Regions from separate parts of the Mus musculus genome. Here region 2 is linked to region 1. Evidence: chromatin loops called from intact Hi-C (ENCODE). Cell type or tissue: left cerebral cortex. All regions are shown on one strand. Each heading gives the region's core, and the rest is flanking DNA. Links, peaks and the distances in the headings are about the cores only.

Region 1 (8,334 bases), core at 177-8,176:
AGCTGGGCTCAGACCATGAGATAAGGAAGTGAGCTGTGCCATGGAAGTGCCAAGTCCATCTGAACACATAGACTATGGGAACAGGATGTCTCAAACAGGAACTGGAAGCTACAGTCACAGGCTGCAATTCAGTGGCTCAACAGACAGCTGCGGAGATGAAAAGAGTCTCCCTCAAACATTCATTCTGTCTCCTGTAGCATGTAGAGACCCCTGTTAGAGCAATGTATTGTCTCTACCCACTCTAGCTAACTTCTGACTCTCTGTCCAGCATCACCTCCAGTGATGGCCATTGCAGATGTGAACTATTCTAACAGGTTCCCAGCTTCTTATTCTATATTCCCAAGGCCTATTTTCCCATCAAACCATGTTCTACATATATATTTCCTAGGGCAGGCTAGGTCTTGCATCTTGAACCATAGTGTTCAAGCAGCTCTCAGATCCAACTGTAAAACAAAGAAAATGTATGTCTTCTACAAAGCTACCCATAAGTGACATGAAGCTAGGCCTTCCTAGAAATGTATTAAAAACTGAAGAGTGACAGGAAGTGTTGAACCATAGTTTACCCTCTCCCCTGCCAGCTGTGGACCCAGCTGTCCCCTTCTCCCCATAGTCTCAGGGACCACTGGATGGCTGGTCTCAGGAATGAATGATAGGGACAAGCAAGTCCTCTTTACGATGGGGTGCCGACCCCACCTCAGCAATCATTAAGGTGGCATTTTTCAAGGGTGATACCTTGGTCTGGCAAGTTAGTAATTTTTAACTGCCATGCACTTAAATGGATTCTGACAGTCAGAAAGCAATGGAGTCAATTAAACATGACATATTTAACAGATGGCAAAAGGTGTTTTGTCAAGACTTTGAGACATAGAGAAAATGAGATAGGTGCAAATCCGTTCCAGAGGGGCAAAGCCCACACCAATCATGTCTATTTCCAAACAAAAGGAATGTCCAGGAAGGGGTCACTGGGGTCCTTGAGGTTTTTGTTGGAGACTGTCCCCTCACCCAGACCTTGCTCCTATGGGTTTTTGTTCCATCTCACTACTTGTTTCCCTGTGGAGTGGCCATCAATGGCCTTAGCCATACCATTTACTTGTGGCTTTATTCATGTGACATGTGCAAATGTCTGCTGTCCTATGGTAAGAATCAGTCATACTGTAGGGTAGAATCAGCTTTTAAAATATGTCCTAAATGCCTCTCTAATTGCAACTGCAATGACAGTTCATGAAGACAATGACACTGTTGAAATTATAAGGAGATGGTAAACTCTACAACTGGCCCTTTATAAGTGGTGGGAGCAGGGAGCTTTAGGAATTGACAAAGTTTAAATATCTATGTAATCTTGGGGTGTGGGCAGGTAATAGGGTGAAGAGTTGGAACAGACTGCCTATGAATCTCACCTGGATCCTGTCATTCATTGGAGCACTGCGTTGTCATGGAAAAGCACACTGGAATCAGAATACTTGGATCTCAGTCTCTTCTACTGGGTACCAGGAAGCTATTAAACATCTTTAATGTTCTTTCTGAATCTATGGAAATTTTACACACATATGCACACACAAACACACACATGCATACACACACACACACACACACACACAGAGTTGTTCTTCTTCTTTTTCTTTCCTTTACAATTTACCAAATTGCTGGGTGCTGATTTGTCTCACCTGGAAAAGCCTGCCCTTATCAATTTCTTATCTCTGTCTCTCCACCTGCCCTAAATTTCGTGGCTAGTCCCAACTAGCCCCTGTGAAACATCTCTAGCTGCCCTCCTGTAGTAGTGGCCACAGGCCCCAGCTCCTCTCGAGATCTCACATAGTTGCTGTGTTCTTCCTCCAAAGCATGGAAGAAAAACCCCTCTCCTTCCTTGCATCTTCCCTTTCCTCCTGGGACCAGAAAGTCCTAAGGAGGATCTGGGGTCTTTAGAAGAGGTTCTATAGCTAATGGAACTGAGCAGAGTACAGAGAGGTTGTAAACCATTGCCAAGAGACTTCACAGGACAGTGTTCTGTCCTTGTGTCCTTCCCAGTCTGCAGTCATGAATCTTCTTTACAGAGCCCCATGTAAGTCTGGCCTCCATCATTCACTCCTGATTGACACAGGGGAAGAAAGATCTCATATCATCTCCCCGCTCTCTGACAACCCCTGCAAGCCTCTTCCTTATTGGCTGCCACCTGTCAGCCATTCATAATGAGAATAAGAATTCATGAAGCTCTGTGCTAAGATGGGGCTGTTGTTAGTGGGAGGTGGTAGATCATGGGGGAAGCTAAAGGATTTATAACTTGGGCTGTTATTACAAGTCTCCAGATCTCACACACCTTGCCTCCTCCTTCTAAACTGTGTTCTCCCAATCTGAAAAGTGGGTAGGAGTTGCTAATATATAGAGGGTTGTTGTAGGGATCACAGAATAAGAATGTACATAAATTAATGCCCCAGCTCTTAAGAGGCCCCTTATAAAGGCTGAATGCCGTTCACTTTCCACGTGAATATGTGCATATGTACGCACACACATGTACATGTACACTTAGTCTCCTTCAGTTTCTACTTACAAAAGTGCCCTTGGTTTTGGCTTGTATCAGCTACCACTCTGTTCCACAGTAAATCGGTACCATCTGACAGGCAAAGGACACTGAGCAATAGCAAGCCACACCTTAATGCTACCCACCCAAGTTCCATAGCCTAAGTAAAACCAAGAACACTGATTCCAAAGAAGAAGAAAAGAGAAGTGGTCTATATGACTTTGTAGATTCTAGTTTCAAGATGGAAGTTACATTAACTATTGTCAGTACTCATGTTAAGATTTTTGCCAAGACTGAAATGCTTCAGACTTCAGTATGACTCATGGTCCCAGGGATCAAGCAAAGGGATGCCTCTTGGTTAAAGGCATACAAGAGAATGTTAACATTGGATAGGAACTACTTTTGAAAGTCTCTTTGCTACAGTTTCTAGGTCTGTCCCAGGTTCTTCTTGCCTCTCAGAAGCATGCTCAAATTCCAACGTCCATGGAATTCAGTGGCAGGCTCAGGTTTGAGTGTATTTCCAGGAAAAGAAGGATATGAAGCACTGGACACATTCTCTGGCTCTAATCTCTACTCAGAATCCCTGGACCACCCAGGAGTCTGGGCTGGGTTCCTGCCTCAGATGATCCCTCCAGCTCCTCCAGCTCCTCCAGCTCCTCCAGCTCCTCCAGCTCCTCCACCTCCTCTAGCACTAAGGCTATCAAGCAGAATTCTGCTCTTTGTCCCAGTTCACTTCTGCCCTACTCTATAGGCAATGGATGTTTTACATACGGCTGTAGCCCGTGGTATAAAAATCACTTCACTGCTCTGGCTTCAGTAGCCCACATCCCTGAGGCACTCATATTTGGTCATTGCTCAAAGGTCTGCCATGTGCTCAAGCCATTTCAGTCTGGCCAAAATCCCAGAGGACTTCCTGTAGCTATAGAAGCCTGGCCTGCACCCTAGGGCTCATTTGCTTATGGCAACCCCCTCTCACACGGCTGTCATTGACTTATCTTCTGATCTTACTTCTCAACATCTTCTATGCAGAGTTCTCTCCTCCTCCTAGAAAGCCTACTTATGTCCCCATCCATTCTGTTTGTTGGCTCCCTCCTTTAACACATATATAGCATTTTACAGGGATGCTGGGATCTTTAGACCCCAGGTTTTTCTTCAACATTCCTAACCTATCTGCCATCCTTGACACTCCCCAGGAGTAGTTACCTGCCAGTGCCCCTTTCTGCTCATTTTCTCAAAGTCCTCTCAGCTCCTGCCTCTCTGCAGAATTCTCCAGGCATACAGGAGCCCTGCATCCCCTCCCTGGAGTTCTCAGTGTATAAGAATTCTAGCCTTTGTCCTGGTCCCAATAGCAGAGGGTTATCACTCTGGTGTACAGTCTGTACTTCGAAAAACCTTGGATTTCTTCCACAGCTTGAGGACACAAGACTCTTTACATAAAATCAGACTCAAAACACTTTTAGGTGGATCCTTCTTGAAAAGCAAATGGTGGCTGAATTCACTGGAGACCATAACTCAGTGGGAGCTGTCAGTGCTCCTCAGGGTGTTGCACTGCTGTAGAGTCATATATCTGCTTCCTCCCAGCAGGGAGCTGGATCGCACATTGCATTGTGGGAAAGAAACCAATAGCTAATTCCACTCCTGATGATAATTAGCATTCACATACACTGTGTGCTGATTACAGTATAAGGTTTTTTTTGCATCATTGTCTTGTATCTTCTTTGGAGCAGTTGATCACAGGGTTCCATGCCAAGATGGGAACTGACAAAAATAGCAGACTGCACTGGAACCAAAACCTCAGTCTGTCTGTTTCTAAGACAGGGCCTTCCTACTGGATATTGGCCCTGCTTCTCACAGAGACAGGCAGGGACCAAGGCCACTGACAAGCCTGCTAGTGCATAGTGGGTAGAGTGTGATGCTGCAGGTGGCTGCCCGAGATGTGCCTCATGTTTGGCAGCTGTGAGACGTGGGGTGCACAGCTTCCAACTTCCTGACACCTCTAGAGTGAGGATTCATGGGCGGTTCTGATATGATACACAGAAGTGCTGCCTAACTCTTCTGCTCTTTGTCTCCCTCTGAGCTGAGACTGCCACAACCCATGCAACCTGGTGCTGACTGGTGAGGAGGCGGGTGTGGATTTCCCAGGTGTTCCTTCCCTGAGAAGTTAATACATTACAGCAAGAATGCAAGGAAAGGAGAACTAAGGCACAGGAAGGAAATAGAGCAGGCCTCTTGGGACTCTCTTCCTGCATAAGAATATTGATCCTGAAGTCAAGGCCATCAGGGCACGCGCGCACACACACACACACACACACACACACACACACACTATGTGCCTCTGTTGCCTTGCCAGATAATAATTTCCTCAAGAGCGGTGTGAGAGGGAGTCTTCCTGGGCACACTGAAGCCACGATTTCTGAACGGCCCCATCAGAGTGACAGGGTTGGAATGCTGGTCTGCTCCCTTTCCTCTAAGCTCAGGCTTTTTTCCCGGGCTCTGTCCGAGGACCACCAGCTGTAAGGCCTAACAAGTCCCCCCAAATGAGGACAGCCTACTTAACTGCTGACTTTCCACAAAGAACAAGGTTTCAGAAAGACTGATCACAACAAAAAGAGAGAGGAAAGTTCTCTAAGCTATCTTACAGTGTCAGTGAAACCCACGCCTTTACCCACTTCCTCCGAGTATCAAGAAGCCCAGCTATTTATAGCTAGCAGAGATATTGAAAACATCAGAGGCCCACCCTGAAATCCTCATGTTCTCAGGCGTTCCTGTAGGCTACTGGTTCTCAGTCTGTGGGTCATGACCTTTGGAGTGGGGGAGCAATCAAATGACCCTCTCACAGGGGTTGCCGAAAACATCTGCATAGCAGGTATTTACAGTGCACAACAATGGCAGAATTACAGTTATGAAGTAGCAATGTCAATACTTTTATAGCTGGGGGTTACTAAAGCAAGAGGAGCTGTATTAAGGAGTTGCAGCATTAAGAAAGTTGATAACTTCTGCTGGAGCCACTTACCACCACCCCACCCCCTGCACTTAGCAGCACAGAATGCTATGCCGCACTGTGAAGACCTCGAGTGTGAGTACCATTCTGTTACAGGAACATAGCAAGTGGTTTTTAAAAAAACAGGTGGTCACTTGGTGTTACAGAAATAAATCAAGGGTGTAAAACTCACATTCACGACAAGTCACCCACTATGTCACTCATTACCAATGTCACTACACTCCAGGCCCCGGCTGGATGCAAGTTTGATGTGCACCTCTCTTGATTCTCATGAGGAGCCTAGAGGGTCCTCTCTTGTTTGTAAGTGCAGATGCTTACACAAGTCTGTTTTGTATATCTTGCAGGAGGCACCAGCAGGCTGAATTTAGTATATAAAACACAGTAAAAGACAAAACCCCCTGTCTGCTACCTCACACTATCTTGTGTCTGCAGCCCAGGCTCTCTGGCCTTATCTGTACTGTTCAGAGATGTTGGAAAGGGCTTTGGTCATCAGGCTATATATAGCTACTAGGTTTTCAGCCCTCCTCCTGCTCACCCCCTGTGTACTTTCCTGTTCCTCGGATGGGCTTCCTACTGCTTGCTTGGCCTCAGGCTCTGGTCACAGGTCCCTCTAAAGACTAAAAACCAGACATCAATATGGGATAGGTATAACACTCTCCCATCAGGAGCCTCCCAGGTATGTGTGAGAGTCTGCCTCACTGTGGCTGAGTGCTCAGGCCCCTGATGCGCCTCTTATTAACAACAGGCTTTTCAGAGAAGTTGGCCGCTTCTACTAGAGAAATACTCCCAAGTGTACAGTCCTCACACTCATGCTAAGTAGCCTGCAGAGGTTCAGTGACAGGACTGCTGAGTTCTGGGTGCTCCATGTCTCACTGTATGTCTGACTAGGCACCAGCAACTTCTCTGTACCTTATATACCTCTTTGTAAGCTGAAATGATGGTGTCTTCCAGAGGGCCTCTATGTTCACATTCAACTACAACTTAGAATTAGGAAACCTTGCTACTTGAGCTCTCTGCAGAGGAGGTGGCTGTAGTTTGCATAGTGCTTTACCAGAAGTTTTCCAGTCCGCATTCAGAGCTATATCACCCTTGACCTCATTATACTTCTTTAGCTGAACAGCAAGACCGGCACCCTCTCTTCACAGATAAGGAAACCAAGGTTTGCACTGACCTAGTCAAGTTTACACAAGGATGCTGTTCTGTGTAGGTCAACCCTGACATTCATACATGTAGGATATCAAAGGTTCCCATGTGTTTGCGTATGGAAGAAACTATAGAACTCAGCTAAGACCTGAGGGTCCTAAGCAGCAGCCAAAGCTGTACAGACTGTTAGCCTGACCCCTGCTCTTTCTTTTCCAGGGAGGCTCTGCACTGTCCCCGGCTGCAATTATCAGCCCAGAGAGGGCCCAACAGCAAGCTGCAGCCTTGGCAAAGGAGGTTGGATGCCCTACTTCATCCATCCAGGAAGTGGTATCATGTCTCCGCCAGAAGCCTGCCAACATTCTCAATGATGCTCAGACCAAGGTAGGTGCTGGTGTACAGGTTAGGGAGGGACAATCTCTTGTCTTTACAAATGAAAGGCCCAGGTCTAACCAGATGTGATGATGGTCTCCACCAAGATACACACCCAGTGCATGACCAACTAAAGATAAACTTGTCTCCTGAGTCCTAGTCCTTGCAGGAGCCACAGGCTACAAAGAAACATACAAGGCTGCTGCTGAAAGATATGTTTCTCTGTCATTTGGATGTCTTATGTACAACGTGGAGCCTATAATGGAGACACAGTTGAGAGATGAAATGAAATAGAACTTGAGAAGGGTCACACCCCACTAGGACCATAGAGGCACAAGGTCAGGTCACAGACCCTTAGATCAATAGTGGGGCATCCCTTTCTACCAGTAAAGACCTTGCTCTCAGCTTGCAATTCTGGCTGCCTCTGACATTGGTAGAGGATGCAGAAGCAGGCTTGATCCTCATAACAAATCTGGACCCTACGATATGGACTAAGTCTTGTCCTCATCTGCACCTACATAGGCTACACTGTTTAGTGTCACCTGCCACAGACACTAACTTTAAGCCCTTCCTCTTCTTGCCGTTCTTCCTGGAAACCTCTTGTTGCTTCAGCCAACAGGTTCTGGGAGGGTCTCCTGGGGGTTAAGCATTGCTGAAGGGAGGTTTGTTGCCTAGCCACTGTCACTGTCATGAGATGTCCTGCTTGCCTGCTATCCTGTTCATTGACCCTTGCTTTCCATTAGGGCCCAGCTGGAGTTAGAGCACTGTGAGGCAGAATTATGGGGCTCCAGAGGTAAAGAAGGGCTAAGTTTCATCTTGCACAGTTCCTTTCACAGAGGCCTTCCTAGCCCCTGTCACTGGTCAGAACCATGAGTGCTTTGCTATGGTTGTCAACTTCAGCTGCACACTCAACACTAAGATTGTAGTTTTCTTAAAGGAAACTAAAGCACACGCAAGTAATAGCCTTCTTTCTCACCCTGCAGCTCCTGGCTGTGAGTGGCCCTTTCCACTACTGGGGCCCTGTGGTCGATGGCCAGTACCTCCGTGAACTTCCATCCAGACGGTTGAAGAGGCCTCTGCCAGTGAAGGTGGATCTACTCATAGGAGGGTCCCAGGATGATGGGCTTATCAATAGGGCAAAGGCTGTGAAGGTAGGTAAAGGGAGGCAGGGCGAGGCCTCTGCAGCCTCCTGCTGGATACTGGGTCGGGAACGACTCTTTCCGTGGCTGACAGAGGACTGTGTACCAAGGCTATAGAAGTCTGAAGATAGTCATGGGGGAAGCTGGGGTCAGAACTAGGACAGTTA
Region 2 (8,334 bases), core at 93-8,092, 54 kb before region 1:
TGAGTGGACCTTGGGAGTAGCAGTAGAGCTGGGGTGGTAGAATGGCATGGCGAGCTGGCATGGTAAGACCACAGTTGAAGAAACCAGATACTCAGACTGGAAGTGAAGAGGAATGATGGCCAGTGGGCATAGATACTGACAGGGTAGAAAAGGGATACTCAGGGGAAGTGGTGGTCTGTCTGCAGTGTGACTGCAGGCCTCCTAGCCCCTCTCAGAAAGCTTAATCAGTCTCACAGATGAGAAGACTGGTGGCTCAATCTGGAACATTACCAGGTCCCTCAGCAGAATAATTACAGTAGACTGCTTGGGGCTAGAGTATAGTTGTTTGTGGCTTATAAGAACATTTTGTACTTATGACCTCAACCATGAGAAGATAAAACACAGGTGGATTCTCCCTCTTTAAGCTAATGAGAGCTAGCTCATGTAAGGACATGAGGGCCACTGGACAGAGTGGAGAATAAGCCTTATTTCTTGACTCTGAATCTAGTGCTTCCTCTCCCACCTACCCTGTGGGTATTTGACTTATTATCTTAGGCCATTTTTATAGCCCCATCATGGCCTTCAGGAAGAGAAGTTGTTCTCAGCAATGTTGGACCTGCGCACACAATTGACAGGTTCTGGAGAAGAGGCCCTAGTCCATGGATACTTTGAACTGCAATGTCCACAGTGGCTGAATGGACCCCTTGTATTATCAATAGTGGATAACTACAGCCAACTGTCTCATCCCTTCCTGGCCTGTTACCAGTACAGCTATCAGTAGCTTTGGGGTGTGGAGGACTGCGGTTACTCTGCCCTATTCCACAGACCCTGAGACAATGAGGCTGAGTGTCAAAGCTAGGCTTCTATGATGTCTAAAAAATGCCTGCCTAGAGAATCCATACTCTCACATAGTAGGGATCTTGGGATAGAGTTTCACCAATGTAAATGCCTCAGAGTATGATGGAGGAGAGATGAGACCTGAGATTTAGGACTTGTCACAAGGACCAGGAAGTCTTCTGAAATAGACTAGGATCAAAGCAGGGAGGAAATAGATTCCCAGGTCTGTATTGAGTGTGGTTCCTACCCCTGCTCACTGTGAAACATTTGCAGCGCATCCTTACTTCAATGAGCCTCCATTCTTCTACCCATGGAATGGGCAACAGTAACTACTTAGAGGTGACATCATAGACTTTCACAGCTTCAGCCATACATACTTGCTTTCCTCACATTCTTGAAGTTCAAGATCAAAGGCCATGGGGATGACCCCCACCCTGTTACTTATCTTCTTAGTGTGCACTTGGCACACTTCTCTCTTGTGTATGTCTGTGTACAAATTCCTTCTCCTCAAAATGATGCTGTTTTTATGAGATCAGAGTTTATATAGAGATCCACAATCAGGTCTCCAAAGAAAGTATGATGACTTTCTGAGCTATGGGTTTAGACATCAGTGTGTGAATATTGAGGAAAACAATCATCCCCTTGGATAGTGTTAAATGTGTATCAAGGCAGAGCCAGCAAGAGGACTAGTGTGGGCTCAGAGTCTGTTTTCAAGAATGGCAGTTGTCCCTCCCACAAGCTCAACTTCAACCTTTTCTATTTCTATAATCCCTTCAGGTCTCCAATGCATCAGTTCTGGTGTTTTTCCACAATACCATGGAGATGGAAGGCAGTGGTGGTCAGCTGACCATTGATGGCTCCATCCTGGCTGCAGTTGGCAACTTCATCGTAGTCACTGCTAACTACAGACTGGGGGTCTTCGGCTTCCTGAGTTCAGGTGAATTGTTGGTGTTGGTGACAGGGAAATCAGTCTTCCATCACCATAAGAGATAACTAAGACTATTTGCTTAAAAGAGGAAGTACTGGCTCTCATAACCAGTATGACCTTACATCACCCTCACTTTCTCAGTGTATGAGATCCCTCTTCTTTAAGTAGGGATGGCTTTCCTCTTCTTTCAGAGCTAAGCATTTAAAGTCCTTGAGTATAAGGGCTGAGCATCATCACTGATATCCAAGGATCTCCTTTGAGTCCTGGGAAGACAGGGGAAAGGCAGAAGGACCAGAAAGAATGTGGGTGCTCCGGAGGGGTGAGCTAGGGGGGAACATTTGGTGTGATGTTTTTAAAAAGTGCTAGGCTGGCCTACACAGCAGGCAGTAGTTAGTGCAGAGCATCTTATACCTGATGGAGATACTAATGAAAGGCAGCTGTAGGTTTAGGTTTGGAGCAATGAGTTCAGCTGAAGCCATGGGTATAAATGGAATCTTTATTCTCCATCTGGACAGATGCTGGGTAGTGTGCGATGTGAAGGTTGTATATGGTACTGGAATGTTGTGCAAGTTTCTCTGCAGTGTAGTTATTAACTTTCTCTTTTAAAAAGGAAAAAATCCTGTTGGGTTTTCTGTCCTCTAGGCAAACACAAGCTGTTTCTCAGGAACTTTAAGTGATATTCAGGGCTGAGCTGACCGAAGCTGGCCTCAGAGAGCTCTTTCCAGACACAGCTAACTTTGGCTTAAGGCTTCTTTAGACAGCAGAATGACTTTCCATATGTCCTCCATCATGAGGGGGAATTAGGATTTCAGGGAGTGAAATCTTCTTTAGAATTCATATCCTTCTTGACAAGCAAACACTTTGACCTCTGAAGGTCAAAGGTCACTGAAGGAAGGTCACTGAAGCTTCCAGAACACCCAGTCTTTTCTGACTTACATCATTTGGAGGAAAAAAAAAACTAAAAAGCCATCAGTTGGAGGGCAAGCGTTACATACACTTGACAGGACTTGTGTTTATTAGCCATTCTGACTGATTCCCTCAGTCCTGAGGCAGTACTAACGCCTGTCTGCCATGCCATTTTTTTTCAAGAGGAAAATCAAGGCTCAGAGAGGTCGGGTGGTTGCAGTTCATCTGCAGACAGTGGCAGCCTGAGCTTTAACTTGGCTCTCTGCTGCTCAGATGGCAGCAAAGAGGAACCTTGGCTTCTTAGAGTGGCTTCTCAGCTGTTTAGAAAATACTCTGGACACCGTGTCCATCAGGCTTCCTAGTGTGCTTTCATTTAGCCCGGGAGACAGACCCTTGTGCTTTGTTCACTTCACCCCTGGTTGCAGGGTACCTCCCTCATTCCAGAGCTTCTGGGTCTGCTATACTTTGCTTCCCGGCAACTCTGCCCAGGGAGAGAAGAATTGGAAGTACATAAGGGAAACCCATTTCCTCCGCTCTGAATCCTATTGCCTTCTCTTCTGGTAAAGAACCCAGCCAGAGCCCTTGAGTACTGAGTACAGGGAAGAGGGAGGCAGGGTAGACAATGGGCCGCCAGGCCCTTGGTAGTGTAGGAACACAGTGGTTATGCTCTGAGTCAGGAGCCAGACGGAAGACCATCTGCCATAGTAACCACACACTGACATGACCTCAGTCAGCAGGTACTCTGGGCCTGTTAGAAGGTCTTGTATCTTCTCTTGCCAGTAAAATAGTCTCATAGCCTACGATACGTACCCCCTCACTGCAGCTATTTCTGCTCTGAAGATAAAGCTGGCCCTGCTAAAAGCACTGGTGAGATGCTTTCTAGGTCTCAACATGTTCAATTGTATTTCAGAATAAAAGCATAACTTTGATGCCTACTACAGGGTAGTCCTATTGCCTTTATAGACATTAAGTTGGTCATCAGCAGCACTGAATGAAGCTTGTTCTACAACCACCCTTACTTTACACATGGAGAGAATCAAAATGCATGGAGAATAAGTAGCCTTCCCAGGGCCCCTGTTTGAGGCAAGTATTGGAGCCAGGATTTCATCAAGGCCCACGCCTTTCCACTTCCACTGGAGTCTATGGACACTACTAGGTCCCACTGGGGCACTCTATAGTTGTTGAAGAAACAGAAGAGAGCCATTTATGTAATGAAGGGACAGGTTGATATATATACTGGGTGGTCCTATCCAGAAGGCTGGGCACCTGGAGGTATGGGAACAGGGAAAGAAGCACAAACATAATAACAGCATGATATCCAGCATATCTCCACTTGCATTGGTCTCCCTCTGTGAACCAGTTCTGGGGAGTGTGTGTGTGTGTGTGTGTGTGTGTGTGTACATGTAAGGAAGGATCAGGATCCTCAGGGCAAGGGCTTGGCCCCACAGGACTACAAGGAAGCATCACAGATGTGCGGAGCAGGAGTTGGCACTGCTGGAGCTGACTGACTGAGTAGGAGGCAGGCCTTGAGGGCCTACAGTCAGGAGATTGGATGTGGTGGCAACGAGTGGGTGAGGGTTCTGGAAACCAGCACTTGCACTCTGTAATGCTTGTCATAAAATTCTCAGAGGTGTTTATAGAGTTGGATTGACTTTTAAGACAAAGAGTTCTAATTGTGAGTTAGGATTTGAGTTCCAACTCAATCTCACATTTGCTTCTTGCATCTAGACAAGTTTTTATACTTCAAACAAGTGAAAGCCAAGGTTGAACCAGACCCTTCACAGCTCCGTGACCTATCCCCTGCCTTATTGTGCCTGTGGAGAATATGCCCTGGGAGATATAGACCAAAGTGTTTGTACATTGGGAAGTGTAAACACAGAAAATTTGGGAACTGTGCCCCAGGACTACTTTCTGCTTTCAGCAATTCCTGGCACAGCCCCTGGCACAGAAGGAAGCCAGATTTATCCTTGATGGATGAAGGTCTTACTGAAGAACCCTAGTTCTTATTTCCCAAGAATCTAAAGACTTCCTAATGGCTATGTTAATCCTCATCACAAGGAGGGAAGCTGACTACACAGGCAGCAAGAGTCAGGAAGAGTCCTCTCACACTATTCCTGATGATGCAGGCTATGGATGTCACTTCCTAGATTCACTTTGCTCTTACTCACTCAACACCCTGTTCTCCTGGACTCCCAGAGGTCCAGAGGAAAGAAACACATTGGTCTTGACAAATGGAACTCAGGAGCAATCCAGAAAAGGCCACATCAAGGGCAGCTTTTGCCAATAGCTTCACCAGACCCAGAACATGAAAAGCATTTTAAGAGAAGAGAAAAGCCCACAGCTGGAAGAGTACTTTCTGTTATTTATGTACTCCAGGCTGCTGTTCTCTTCAGCTTTTCAAATACTGGGTCAGGCAACCAGAATGTAAGATTTTCCTACCTTTTCTATTTAGGAATATGGGGTCTTTCTGATACTTTCTTGTTCTATATGGAATCCCTTCAATCATAGCGGTACCTGTGAAATCTCATGAAGAATTGCAAATGAAGCTTGAGGGAGATGTGGGCTGTGTATATATCTGCATGCAGATGGTGATGGGAGTTGCAGAGTGCATGTTCTTTCCTTTTCTCTTTGCTGTGACAATATATCTGACAAGAGTACTTTAAGGAAGCTGGAGTTTCCTCTGGCTCACTCTCACATTTTGAGAGTATATCTGATCATGATTGCAAGAACTTATAGTAGCTGATAGCATGGTCCTCGCCCTCAGGACTCAGAGAGGCATGAGCACTGGTGCTCTGATCATTTTCTCCTTTTCACTCAGCTCAGCAGCCCAGCTCATGGGATAATACCTCTCTCATTCAGTGTTGGTCCTCCTACCTCAAGTCAGCCAGCCTAGAAACTTGCTCACAGTTGTACCCAGAGACTACTGTACTAGGTGATCCCAGAGCATGCCAATCTGATGGCTTCTAAGGGCAGATTCTGAGAAGCCAATATGTGTATGAACTTAGGATGATACCAGAGTGAAGCCTGGTATTCACAGTCTGATATTGGAAGACTAAACAGTACAGTAAACCAACAGGGAGGCTCTGTTATTACAACATGAAACAACCAAAGAACACTGTAGTGTCTGAAAAGAGCTAAGGAGATGTATACATTTTTTTTGTTATTTTGTGTGTATGTATGTGGGTAATTTCATTTAATATGGTGCTGCATCTTCAACAAATAGTTATTAAATTCTATGATATAGGAAAGAGACATGGGTTCAGTGGCACACTTCTAAAGCCACAGAAGATTAGACATAAGAAAGATTGTTCTCCCTTGCCTGGCATGGTCTAGCCTCTGTTTGATGGATCCACCCGTAGTGGAATCTAAGCCATCAAGTGGGAATCATGGCCTTGTCTGGGCTAGAACTAAACATGCATAGCCTCTGCTCTGCCATGGCTCAGAGAGCAGAGATGTTTCCAGTCTCCTGACTAGTCAGTCCAAAGCTGAAAGACAAGTCAAATTAAGTTTGATTCCAAAGCCCACATTCTTCACAATGTCCCAACCTGTGTTTGTAGCTTATGGTACTGGCCTGAGTGGACAAGAACCCAATTCCCCACAAGGAGCCTTGTGTCTCACATAGCACTGTGATTGGAACATCTAAAGCTGTTAGGACACACATGCTAATGACATCCCTCTTTTTGCAGGCTCTGATGAAGTAGCTGGCAACTGGGGGCTGCTGGACCAAGTGGCAGCTCTAACGTGGGTGCAGTCCCACATTGGAGCATTTGGTGGGGACCCTCAGCGTGTGACACTGGCAGCAGACCGTAGTGGGGCTGATGTGGCCAGCATACACCTTCTCATCAGCAGGCCTACAAGGCTCCAGCTCTTCAGGAAGGCACTGCTTATGGTGAGTTGCACAGCTTGTTTTCAGTACTACTCAACAATCTCCCTGACTTTGGAGACTGGCTGGCTGTGGTTGTTGTTGGTCTTCTGTCATTCCTCATGCTATCATTGTTCTTGCTCAAACTATCACTCCAGGCATGAGTGGTGCAGGAGGCTAAAAGGCTTCCTGACTGCTTTCCTCTCGGGTGGAAGATTCTACATGCCTGGGTATCTCTATCCCCTGGATTCTTATTGGGGTTAAATGTTCTTGTCAGTGAAGAAAACTCACTACTCACGAGTTTGCCTAGTGGGCTGAGATGCCAGCTAAGTGGGAATGCTGCTGCTGTTGCTGCTGCTGCTTTTGCTAATGGTTCACTGATGTTGATGGTGACAAGAAGGAAGAAATTATCTAATTGGATAAATCAGGAGCTATTCTGCCACAGACTAGCTTCTGCTTGTATAGAGAATCTGGCTGGTCAGCAGCTCTGTGTTAGATGCTCGAGTTCCATGATAAATCAGACACACGTTACTTCACAGGAGGCTGTGGGTTCCAAGGCAGGACACACAACATGCATAAGGCAGATATTTTTAAAGGATAGTAAGACGTTTAAAAAGAGGCCCCTGACAAGGATACTGGATGGTAACAGTGTGAAGGGTCACGGCCCTGCAGGGAATATCTGAGTGAATTGCTAAAGGCTGTGGAAGCATTGACCACCGGCAGAGCTTTGGTGACAGTGACAGTGTGTGGACAGTGTTTGCAGTAGTGCCTGACTGGTGCATGCATAGAAACTACCCAGGGGGTTTGCTTGTGCATTTGTCCAGATATTTGCTTGTCTCTTCTTATGATCCTAGCCATTTGTAAGAGTCTGATCAGTGGCACTAAGGACATTCCAGAACTTGGTCTTGCCAAGTAAGCTAGGCTGGCCGGTGAGACTCAGGGATGGAGCTGTCTCCTCCTCCCCAGTACTGGGAGTATAAGCATATACTGGCATATTCAACTTTTTTACGTGATTCAGATTTTACAAATTTTTAAATACATGTTCTGAAGTGTGGGTGACCGTTATTGCTATCTGGTGCCAGAACTATTTTTATCTTCTCATGTACTCAAAATCCACTGAATGGGAGCCCTGTACTTTCTTATCCACAAAGCCACAGCAAGTCTGTCTTCTCCTTCCTTCTGATTTTCTCTAATCTAGGACTTCATGTTGCTAAAAACACGGGGTGTTCATTATTTCTGTATTTCATGTAGCATACCATCTCTAAGGTTCACCAAGAATATACTAATTTTATAAATGTACTCTAGATATGAAAAATATCCCATAGTAAGGATTGACCAGTGTGTGTATACATCTGCTCATCTGTGATAGATACCCATTATTTTCCTTTTGGCTACAGTACTTCTAAGAGCAAGGGGTACATCTGAGGCTTTTAAAGAAGCCAGGAAAGTGGCTTGAGATCCCATCTTGGAAAGATTCCCTTAGAACTGAATAAGAAGAAAGTTTGTGACATGAGTATTACAGGCATAGAAATAGTGAGGAGGCCTCCAGTAATGCAAGCTAAGGAAACATCGAGGTATTTGGGGAAATGACTCAGCCAATAAACTTCAGAACATGTGTTTAGAAATTCATAAAATATGGATCATGTAAATAAGTTGGATATGGTAGTGTATGCTTATATTCCCAGCACTGGGGAGGAGAAGACAATTCCATTTCTGAGTCTCACTGGCCAGCCTAGCTTACTAGACAAAACCAAGCTAGAGTAATACCCTATGTCAAACAATTACAATACACAACAACAGCTAATGATTTCTGCTTAAGGAC

Evidence for each region. Hi-C counts contacts between places; a loop is a spot of excess contacts. Peaks named below come from ENCODE experiments on the same cell type or tissue, not always from the same donor. Only the 100,000 strongest peaks of a DNase experiment are listed, where the experiment ranks them.
Region 2: a loop joins it to region 1, with 2.1 times the contacts of the local background. A loop is called at or near these places in 2 of 42 quality-filtered maps.

What each region holds. Positions count from the first base shown.
Region 1 is chr15:66,820,388-66,828,721 of GRCm38, forward strand. Tg (thyroglobulin) reads left to right here. Exons shown (of 48, transcript NM_009375.2): 42 at 6,876-7,040; 43 at 8,012-8,179. The region is part of intron 1 of Sla (src-like adaptor); the gene reads right to left. Among named protein-coding and RNA genes, the nearest start is that of Sla, 7.3 kb to the right of the region's middle. RefSeq lists an enhancer at 3,914-6,775. In left cerebral cortex, for the core only: no CTCF peak of the experiment used is centred there; DNase peaks (open chromatin) are centred at 2,247 and 4,352; H3K27ac peaks cover 261 bases.
Region 2 is chr15:66,766,943-66,775,276 of GRCm38, forward strand. It overlaps Tg (thyroglobulin), which reads left to right. Exons shown (of 48, transcript NM_009375.2): 40 at 1,594-1,753; 41 at 6,337-6,539. Among named protein-coding and RNA genes, the nearest start is that of Sla, 61 kb to the right of the region's middle. In left cerebral cortex, for the core only: no CTCF peak of the experiment used is centred there; DNase peaks (open chromatin) are centred at 3,323, 4,216, 4,534, 5,216 and 2 more places; H3K27ac peaks cover 303 bases.